Regions from separate parts of the Homo sapiens genome. Here region 2 is linked to region 1. A link is an interaction called in ENCODE POLR2A ChIA-PET data of the cell type or tissue named here. Cell type or tissue: A673. All regions are shown on one strand. Each heading gives the region's core, and the rest is flanking DNA. Links, peaks and the distances in the headings are about the cores only.

The links. ChIA-PET counts read pairs that join two places held together with the same protein. Peaks named below come from ENCODE experiments on the same cell type or tissue, not always from the same donor. Only the 100,000 strongest peaks of a DNase experiment are listed, where the experiment ranks them.
Region 2: POLR2A ChIA-PET joins it to region 1 with 7 read pairs; 2 of 35 experiments call an interaction of 5 or more read pairs at or near these places.

The regions. Positions count from the first base shown.
Region 1 is chr15:37,838,310-37,842,719 of GRCh38, forward strand. No RefSeq gene overlaps it. Among named protein-coding and RNA genes, the nearest start is that of TMCO5A, 94 kb to the right of the region's middle. In A673, for the core only: no CTCF peak of the experiment used is centred there; no DNase peak of the experiment used is centred there.
Region 2 is chr15:37,738,558-37,742,967 of GRCh38, forward strand. No RefSeq gene overlaps it. Among named protein-coding and RNA genes, the nearest start is that of TMCO5A, 190 kb to the right of the region's middle. In A673, for the core only: no CTCF peak of the experiment used is centred there; no DNase peak of the experiment used is centred there; H3K27ac peaks cover 843 bases.

The sequences.
Region 1 (4,410 bases), core at 309-4,308:
TCAAAAATTATTTTACAGTGAAAAAGTCCTGGTGCCAAGACAGAAAACTCTCCTACTAATTTTTAATTTGGCACATAACAATCTTCTACCCTAATTCCAGAATTCATCTAACTTCTTTCCCAAATAAGTGTTGTAAGAAATAAACATAAAAGCTAGGATTTTATTCGTAGCAAATTGCTATGGAAACATGAAATTATCCCTATGTTAATAGCATTATGTCTTCTTTTTCTGTGTAAATGGTTGAACAAATTATGCTTTTTATCTACCTTTCTTTTATGACTAAGGGTAAGGAAACATCCATAAAGTATTGAAATTATTGCTAGAGGAGCCAAATTCCAATATCTGTGCTTTTGAATATGCATTTATAAATAACTTCATTAGAATTAAACAATTACAGGACAAATAATCTTTCTAGATATTATTCAACATTCTAATGCAAAGGTTATATCAATAAAATAAAAGGCTTTCACTTCCAGCTAAGATCAAACATGTGATAAGGCAACCAGAACTTGAAGAGACATCATCCTGGAGAGAAGAAAAGCTCACTGATATAAATTCGTCATCTGCCTGCTTCTTCTTTTCTTCTTAGGGAGTTTGCCAACTCTAGGCCCAGAAAGAGGACAAGAAGTCAGGTAGAAGATCCACTGCTTGGTACCAGAGAAACCAGCAGAACTTTTGGCAATTTCATGGGACTAGGGAGAAAACAACTGGGATCATAAAGGGCTATATCTCAGAAAAAAGGGACTACCAAAAAAATTAGCTCAGCACTTTGCACTGGGTTTGCACCCAGAGTCTCTAAAAGTTTTTACATGAAATGTTCAGCATTTCATCAAAAATTAATGAGCATGCTGAGAAATAAAATGAAGAAGGAAGAAAAACAGACAATAAAAATAGACCCATAGGTAACTCAAATGTTAACAAACAAGAATTTTTAAGTAACTGTGATTAATTTGTCAGGAAAGTAGATAACAAAATAGAAATTATGACCAAGAACTAGAACCTACAAAAATAATATAATTGAGGCTGGGCGCGGTGGCTCACTCCTGTAATCCCAGCACTTTGGGAGGCTGAGACAGGCAGGTCACAAAGTCAGGAGATCGAGACCATCTTGGTCAACATAGTGAAACCCTGTCTCTACTAAAAATACAAAAATTAGCTAGGCATGGTGGCGTGTGCCTGTAGTCCCAGCTACTCAGGAGGCTGAGGCAGGAGAATCACTTGAACCCAGGAGGTGGAGGCTGCAGTGAGCCGAGATTGCACCACTGCACTCCAGCCTGGGCGACAGAGCAAGATTCTGTCTCAAAAAGAATAGATAGATAGATAGGTAGATAGATAGATAGATAGATAGATAGATAATTGAAATTCTGGAACTATAAAATATAATAATTGAAAATAAGAATTCAATAGATAGATTTAAAAGTAGATTAGACTCAGCTAAAGAGTAAGTTAATGAATTGGAAGATAGGGCAGTAGAATGGAGAATAGAAAGCATAGGAAATGCAGGAAACACTGAAAGAGACACAGACATCTGGGAGACTGAGGGGACAAAACAAGTAAACATTTCATTGTAACTTAATAAGGAAAAAAAAAGAAGGGAATAAAGCTAGAAATCAATAGCAAAAAAATACTATAAAATTCTCAAGTATTTATAAATTAAAGCAGCGTACTTTTATGTAACTCATGGTCAAAGAAGAAATAGCAATGGAAATTAGAAAATTATTTGAACTGAATTAATTTGGGACGGAGCTAAAGCTATGCTTAGAGGAAAATGTATAGCCATAAAATGTATATTTTTAAAAGAAGAGTGGCTAAAATCAATGAGCTAAGTATACAACTCTAAAAAAGAACAGTAAATTAAACCCAAAGCTGAAAGCAGATATTAATGAGGTCGAAAATAAACATAAAATACAGAAAAACCTTAAAATTTTGATTATTTAAGAAGATAACAAAAAGATAAGTCCTCTAATAAGACTGATCAAGAACAAAGAGAATGCCATATTTAGCAATGTCAGATATTCAAAAAGGGATGCTACTACTAGATTCTAGGATATTGTATTAGGCCATTCTTGCATTGCTATAAATAAATAACTGAGACTGGGTAATTTATAAGGAAAGAGGTTTAATTGGCTCATGGTTCTAAAGGCTGTACAGGAAGCATAACATCAGCATCTGCTTCTGAGGAGGGCTCTGGAAGCTTACAATCATGGCAGAAGGTAAAGCGGGAGCTTGCATGTCACCTGATGAATGTAGGAGTGAGAGAGAGGGAGTGAGGTGCCACAGTTTTAAACACTCAGATCTCACAAGAAGTCACTCACTACAGCAAGAACAGCACCACAGGGATGGTGTTAAACCATTCATGAGAAATCAACCCCCATGATCCAATCACCTCCCACCAGGCCCTACCTCCAATACTGGGGATTACAATTCACTATGAGATTTGGGCAGGGACACATATCCATACTATATTGGATATTTAAAAAGATATAAATAATATTCTGAACTACTGTCTGTTAATAAATCGGACAATTTGGATAAAATGGACAAACTTCCAGAAAAAAATACACTTACCAAGAATGACACAGAAAGAAATAAAAATATGTAAAATTTCTGTATCTAAAAAACAAAATTAAATCACCAATTAAAGACATACCTACAAACAAAACCCTGGGCTTTGCTAGTGAATTCTATCAAACATTTAAAAATAAAATCCTACCAAACTTGCACAAACACTTCCAGAAGAGATAACACTTATCAACTCATGTTATCAGCACAGAATAACCTTGACAGAAAAATATGGCAAGGACATTACAAGAAAAGAAAACTACAGACCACTTTCAATAATAAATGTAAACGTAAAAAAATATACAAAATTTGTATATTGAATCAAATTGAATCCAGTGAGATTTAAAACAACTATGTCATGACCAAGTGGGGTTTATTCCAGAGATGTTCGATTAGTTTACATTAAAAAAAATCAATGTAGTTAACCTATATTAGTGAAGAATAAAAGAGAAAAAAATTATTCTTTGTTTAGTCTTTTTTCTATTGCTATAACAGTATATTTGATACCAGGTAATTTATAAAGAAAAGAGGTTTATTTAGCTCACAGTTCTGGAGGCAGGAAGTCCAAGATCAGGCAGCTGCTTTTGGTCAGCTTCTGGGTGAGGGCCTCATGCTGTATCATAGCATGGCGCAAGTGGAAGGGAAACTGGACATCTGCAAGGAGACCAAACACGAGAGGCAGCCTCACATAACAACTCACTTTCATAGTAACTAATCAAGTCTTGAAAGAGCAAGAACTCACTCACTACCACAAAACTGCATTAATCCCTTCATGCAGGTGGATCGCAGATGCCTCTTACAGGTCTCACCACCTCTCAACACTGTTACATTAGGGACAAAGCCTCGACATAATTTTTATGGGGAAAAACTAAGTTCAAACCATAGCATCTTCTCAACAGAAACATTTGATAAAACGTATCATGCATTCACAATAAAAAGTCACATTAACTTTAAAATCAGATAGAAAGAAATAAAAGGTAACATTTCTTACTATTGAAAAATCTATTTTATTTTAATTACTATTAAAATTGTCACCAGAACCAGATGACCAGATGAGTTCTAGCTAACTTTATATATGTCAAAAAATAACTATACATGTAATTATATATTTTATATATTAAATATGCACTTAATAGCTTTATATTTTAGAGCAATTTTAGGTTCACAGAAAAATTGAGCAGAAAGTACTGAGAGTTCTCATGTTCCCCCTACCTCCAGAAATGCACAACCTGCCCCACTATCAACATCCCACAGTGGTACCATTTGTTACAACCAATAAAGTTACATGAACACATAATTATCACTGAAAGTTCATAGTTTACATTAGAGTTTACTCTTGTTGTACATTTTATCAGTTTGAACATATATATAGTGACATATACCCACCATTACAGTATTATACAAAATAGTTTCACTCCCCTAAAAGTATAAACAAATCTAAAGCTATGCTTAGAGGAAGACTTACAGACTTAAAATGGATATTTTTAAAAGAGGAGAGGCTAAAATCAATGAGTCCAATATACAACTCTAAAAAACAGTAAATTAAACTCAAAGATAAAAGCGGATATTAATCAAGTAGGAAAAGTCAACATTTGATGATCATTTATTTATTTAGAGACAGAGTCTTGCTAGGCCACCCAAGCCGGAGTGCAGTGGCAAGATCTTGGCTCACTGCAACCTCTGCCTCCCAGGTTCAAGTGATTCTCCTGCCTCAGCCTCCCGAGTAGCTGGGATTACAGGCACGCGCCACCACACCCAGCTAATTTTTGTATTTTTAGTAGAGACGGGGTTTTACTATGTTGACCAGGTTGGTCTCAAACTCCTGACCTCTGGTGATCCGCCCGCCTC
Region 2 (4,410 bases), core at 168-4,167, 100 kb before region 1:
TTCCTTTTCACCAACACATATATGTGAATATTAGTAACTGTTGGATTGCAGCAAAATGGGAAGATTAGGGGTCCTGCCTGCTTGCATTAAAGAGAGCCCTGGAAAGGTGTGAAATAAACTAGACTTCAAAGAATGCAAAATTTTTGGTTTAAAAATGAAAAGTTGTCACTATCCCAGGTGGAGAGGTGTTTATTCTGGAAATGGAAATTAATACTGCACATAAAGAAGTAAACATAAATTCCTAGTAGAGTTTGAAAGTTTTTGTTTAAGTCCTTCTATCTTCTTGAATCATATTCCTCAAAATAAGAACAAAAGATTGCTGACTACAAAAAGAATTAATTAAATTTCTGATGTTAATTAATCTCAAGGAAATAGAGAACAGCGATAGGACAAAAATTCTGTGATTTTCTTGGCTTTACGCCATAACCCTAATGTAATTTAAAAGTATGTTTTTAGCATTTAACCTTCTCAGTGATTTTTGCTTAGATGATGTTCAAAATTGTTTCAAGAAAGCTGCAAAGTGGTAATGATAATACATAAAGAGTTCAAAATGGCTGCACATATCTGATAAATATATACGCTATATACATAATTATGCTATTGGCTTCAATGACCATAATTGCACCTTTTGGGCTGCAGATCCACTTTTAGTTCCATCTCTCTCTGAACAAAGCTGTTGTAATAGCAATATAGACAAGGGTATACAAATAGCAAAAATCTTCCTTTTTATAAGGGCTAATTTTATTAATACTCAAAATCTTGCTTCTTTTAACTCAGAAAATCAAAAAACAAAAAAGAGAGAGAAAAGCACCTTGTCAGGATTAGCCAAAGCAACATTTCCTTAAAGAAACAAACACCCTGTTTGTAGAGCTATGTGGACTCGCAGCAAATCTGTGACTTTGCCACAGCACTTTGTTTTCCAATCAAGTGTCTCTATCTTTAAACGGAACTAGAGAGACTTTCTGGAAACCCAGATAAATTACTCAAGAGTTGCTGAGCTGATTTTCCGAATGCCAAGTTTAAAGCCTGAAGCAAATTTAAACACTATCATTGAAATCTCTGGAGGGGGTGAAGGAAGTGGGGAAGAGAGAAGAGGTTTAAAAATGGAAATCTCTAAATGGTCTGCATACAAACACCACACTTTTACCCTAACACCACCTAGCTAATCATTCACTTCTTTAAATTCACAGAGGTCCAATGCATACTGGACTGTCTTTGGTAAACACATGCACCGTCCTGAATTTATCTGTACCTTAAGCCATTTCTGAGGATTCTACCTGGAGAGTCACTTCTTCATAGAGTTCTGGCCAGCCACATCACAGAGATTCAGCCCAATATGGGTGTTTCTGTGTGTATACATGTGTGTATTCAACTTAATTCATCAATATCTCTGCATCCAAAGCAAAATTATCATAAATGAGGAAGAGCCGAGAACGCAGACCTTTTTCAACAGATCTCTATAATAATTTTTCAAGATCTGGTTATTTTGTCCTCAGTCACACTCAAAGAAACAAGTATTTTCTCAGTGATCCCTAGAAGTCAAACAGTAGGCTCTGATGAAAGGGTCATCTTGTAAAATTGGATGTCTGGAGAGTACGTCCAAAATCATATAAGATTTGCAATTCCAATTTTCTTCTCCAAAGGAATTGGAGTTATATACCATTGTCCCACCATGCAACGGCTAATGAGAAGCCATGCTCCCTTCAGCACCCAACTACTCCTGGAGCTGAGTTGGTACTCCTTAACCCGGGTTTGGGCTCCAGTGAAAGCAGAAAACAAAACAAACCTAGTGTCCGCCTCTCTCGTTTTACAGGTCCCTGAACATTTCTTGGAAGAGTTAAGTGATACAGGAGTCTCATTAAGTCTACTAAGATTCTACTAAGATAACTGTTTGATGTGTTACTCGATAGATGAAACACAAAACTGTTCTTTAAAAATCAGTTAAACTGTTTGAAGGAACAACAAATTCATACATCAGCCCATTCTTTATATTCTAAAGTGCAATTTATGGGGCTAAACGAAAGTAAATGTCATACCTTTAATTTCGTAAAAAGTTACGTACAAGTCTATTATTCAAAATAATCACATAACAGAGAACAGCTACCTTTCTGCTCAGTGGGGTGCCATTTTATAGACTTTAGAATTCACTAAGTTCAAGCAGCTTTCGTTCTAAATAATACATGTGCTAAATATGTCACATTAAAAGTGCTTTTGGCATGTAAATGATCTGTTTTCTCATAGAAATGCTTTTAAAAGAATCTGAGCTCACTTTTTTCTTTTTCTCCTTCTTCTTCTTCTGCTTTTTTTTTTTTTTTTTTAAATTCTAAGTGCATTGAATTTCATTGTCCTACAGAACCATGCAGAGTTGAGCGAAGTGAACTGCAGGGACAACACAGCCCTTGTCAGCCTGTGTACTTATGTATCATTTGAACTGTCAGAAGTATATAGCGTTCTATTTGCTTCAACATTATTTTCTGTTCCAATCTGGGGGAAATTTTCTCTTTTGCTCTCATTTTTCCCCCGGAACTAAGTGTTAGCAAGCAGTTTCAGGTCTAAAAAGTTAGTGATTTACTGTTAAAACAGAAGGCACGTGTACAAACAAGTTTTCTGTATATTCGTTTAATTCTTCAAACCCTTTCCTATTTCTTCTGTTCTATAACACTGAACAATAAAGCTGATGTTACATGGGTGATTTAAGGTGCTTACCCTCCAAAGAAATGAATTCAAAATTCTTGTGCATTATATGAATAAAACTGAAAGCATAGTCTCTCCCTCTTGTAGCTTCATTATACTGCTACATACACGGGAGCCTTCCCACACCGTATATGCAGCTTACCAAGGGACAGCCTTTCATAACTTCTGAATTGATTGTTCCTTCTCTCTCCTTTGTAGTGCCATGTAGTAGAATTTGATGATATCAGCTATCTTCTGCTTTTAGAGATCTTTTGCTCGTACTTATTAAAATAGAGCAATGTGAATGCAACTTGAAATCCATTATGCAGTTTGTAGAAGCTGTTTCTCATAGAGTAGTTAGCTTCAGGTTTCTCCTAGAATTTTAACGTCACCATTTCTTTTACATATAAAGAAAAAATGTCTCAAGAAATAAGTCAGAAATGATATGTAAAAATTTGCTGAGATCAACTATAAGTAAAGGGAGTTGGTTTTATAGTAGGATAATTCATAATATAATCATAACACGTATAAATAAGAGTTGAAAATATGAGTTGGGTTGCCATACTTAGCAAATAGAAATATAGAACATCCAGTTAAATTTGAATTTCAAATAAATAATAATAATTTAGTATAAGTATGCCCCACGCTTATACTGAGAAAATATTCATTGTTTATCCAAAATTCAAATTTAACTGGTTGTCTTACATTTTATCCAGTAACTCTAAATATGAACCTACTTTAAAAGTCTAACTTTCTGGGTGTGGTGGCTCACGCCTGTAATCCCAGCACTTTGGAAGGTTGAGGCAGGTGCATCATGAGGTCAAGAGATCGAGACCATCCTGGCCAACACGGTGAAACCCCGTCTCTACTAAAAATACAAAAATTAGCTGGGCATGGTGGCGCACACTTGTAGTCCCAGCTACTCAGGAGGCTGAGGCAGGAGAATCGCTTGAACTTGAGAGGCGGAGGTTGCAATGAGCAGAGATCATGCCACTGCACTCCAGCCTGGCGACAGAGTGAGACTCTGTCTCAATAATAATAATAATAAACCCCATAAAGTCTAACTTAAAGAATGCAAGATAAATGTTTTATATCAACAGATCTACCTACTTTTGTGATTTAGACAATAATTGTCCATTACATCTATATACTTTACCTACTCTGATACCAGTGCATTCTTTTTAGTTTTAGGAATGTATTTCTAAGGAACAGGTTTAAATGTTTTAATTAAATATGATTAACCAAGAATTCAGACAGGCAGATGCAGTAAGAGTAGAGGTGCCTTTTATTTGTTCAATGGGCATTTGAAATATTTCTAATGTGTCTGTTTTTAGTACAACAAATGATTCCCTCCCTGAAATTCTCCATTTTATCACTTAAATATATTTACCTGAATATTTCTTCTAAATGTATGACCAGATTTCAATTTCCTAGTTAGGTTGAACTGTACCATAATTGCTTTTAAGAAGAGGGTTTACATTTATTGAGTACCTATTTTGAACCAGTGCTTTTTTAAAAAAATTTCTGTAATCATCACAAGAACTCTAAAAGCTAGATACCAATTACTATTCTCATTTATACAACTAGCACAAGTTACAGAGCTAACAGGTGACAGAGGTATGATCAGTAGCCAATTCAACTAAACGGCAAAGTCTAGATTCTTTCCATGGTGAAATCTGCCTCAGAATAGTTGGCTGAATCCTTCTTCCAGTCTTTTACAAAAAAAGATTGAATTTG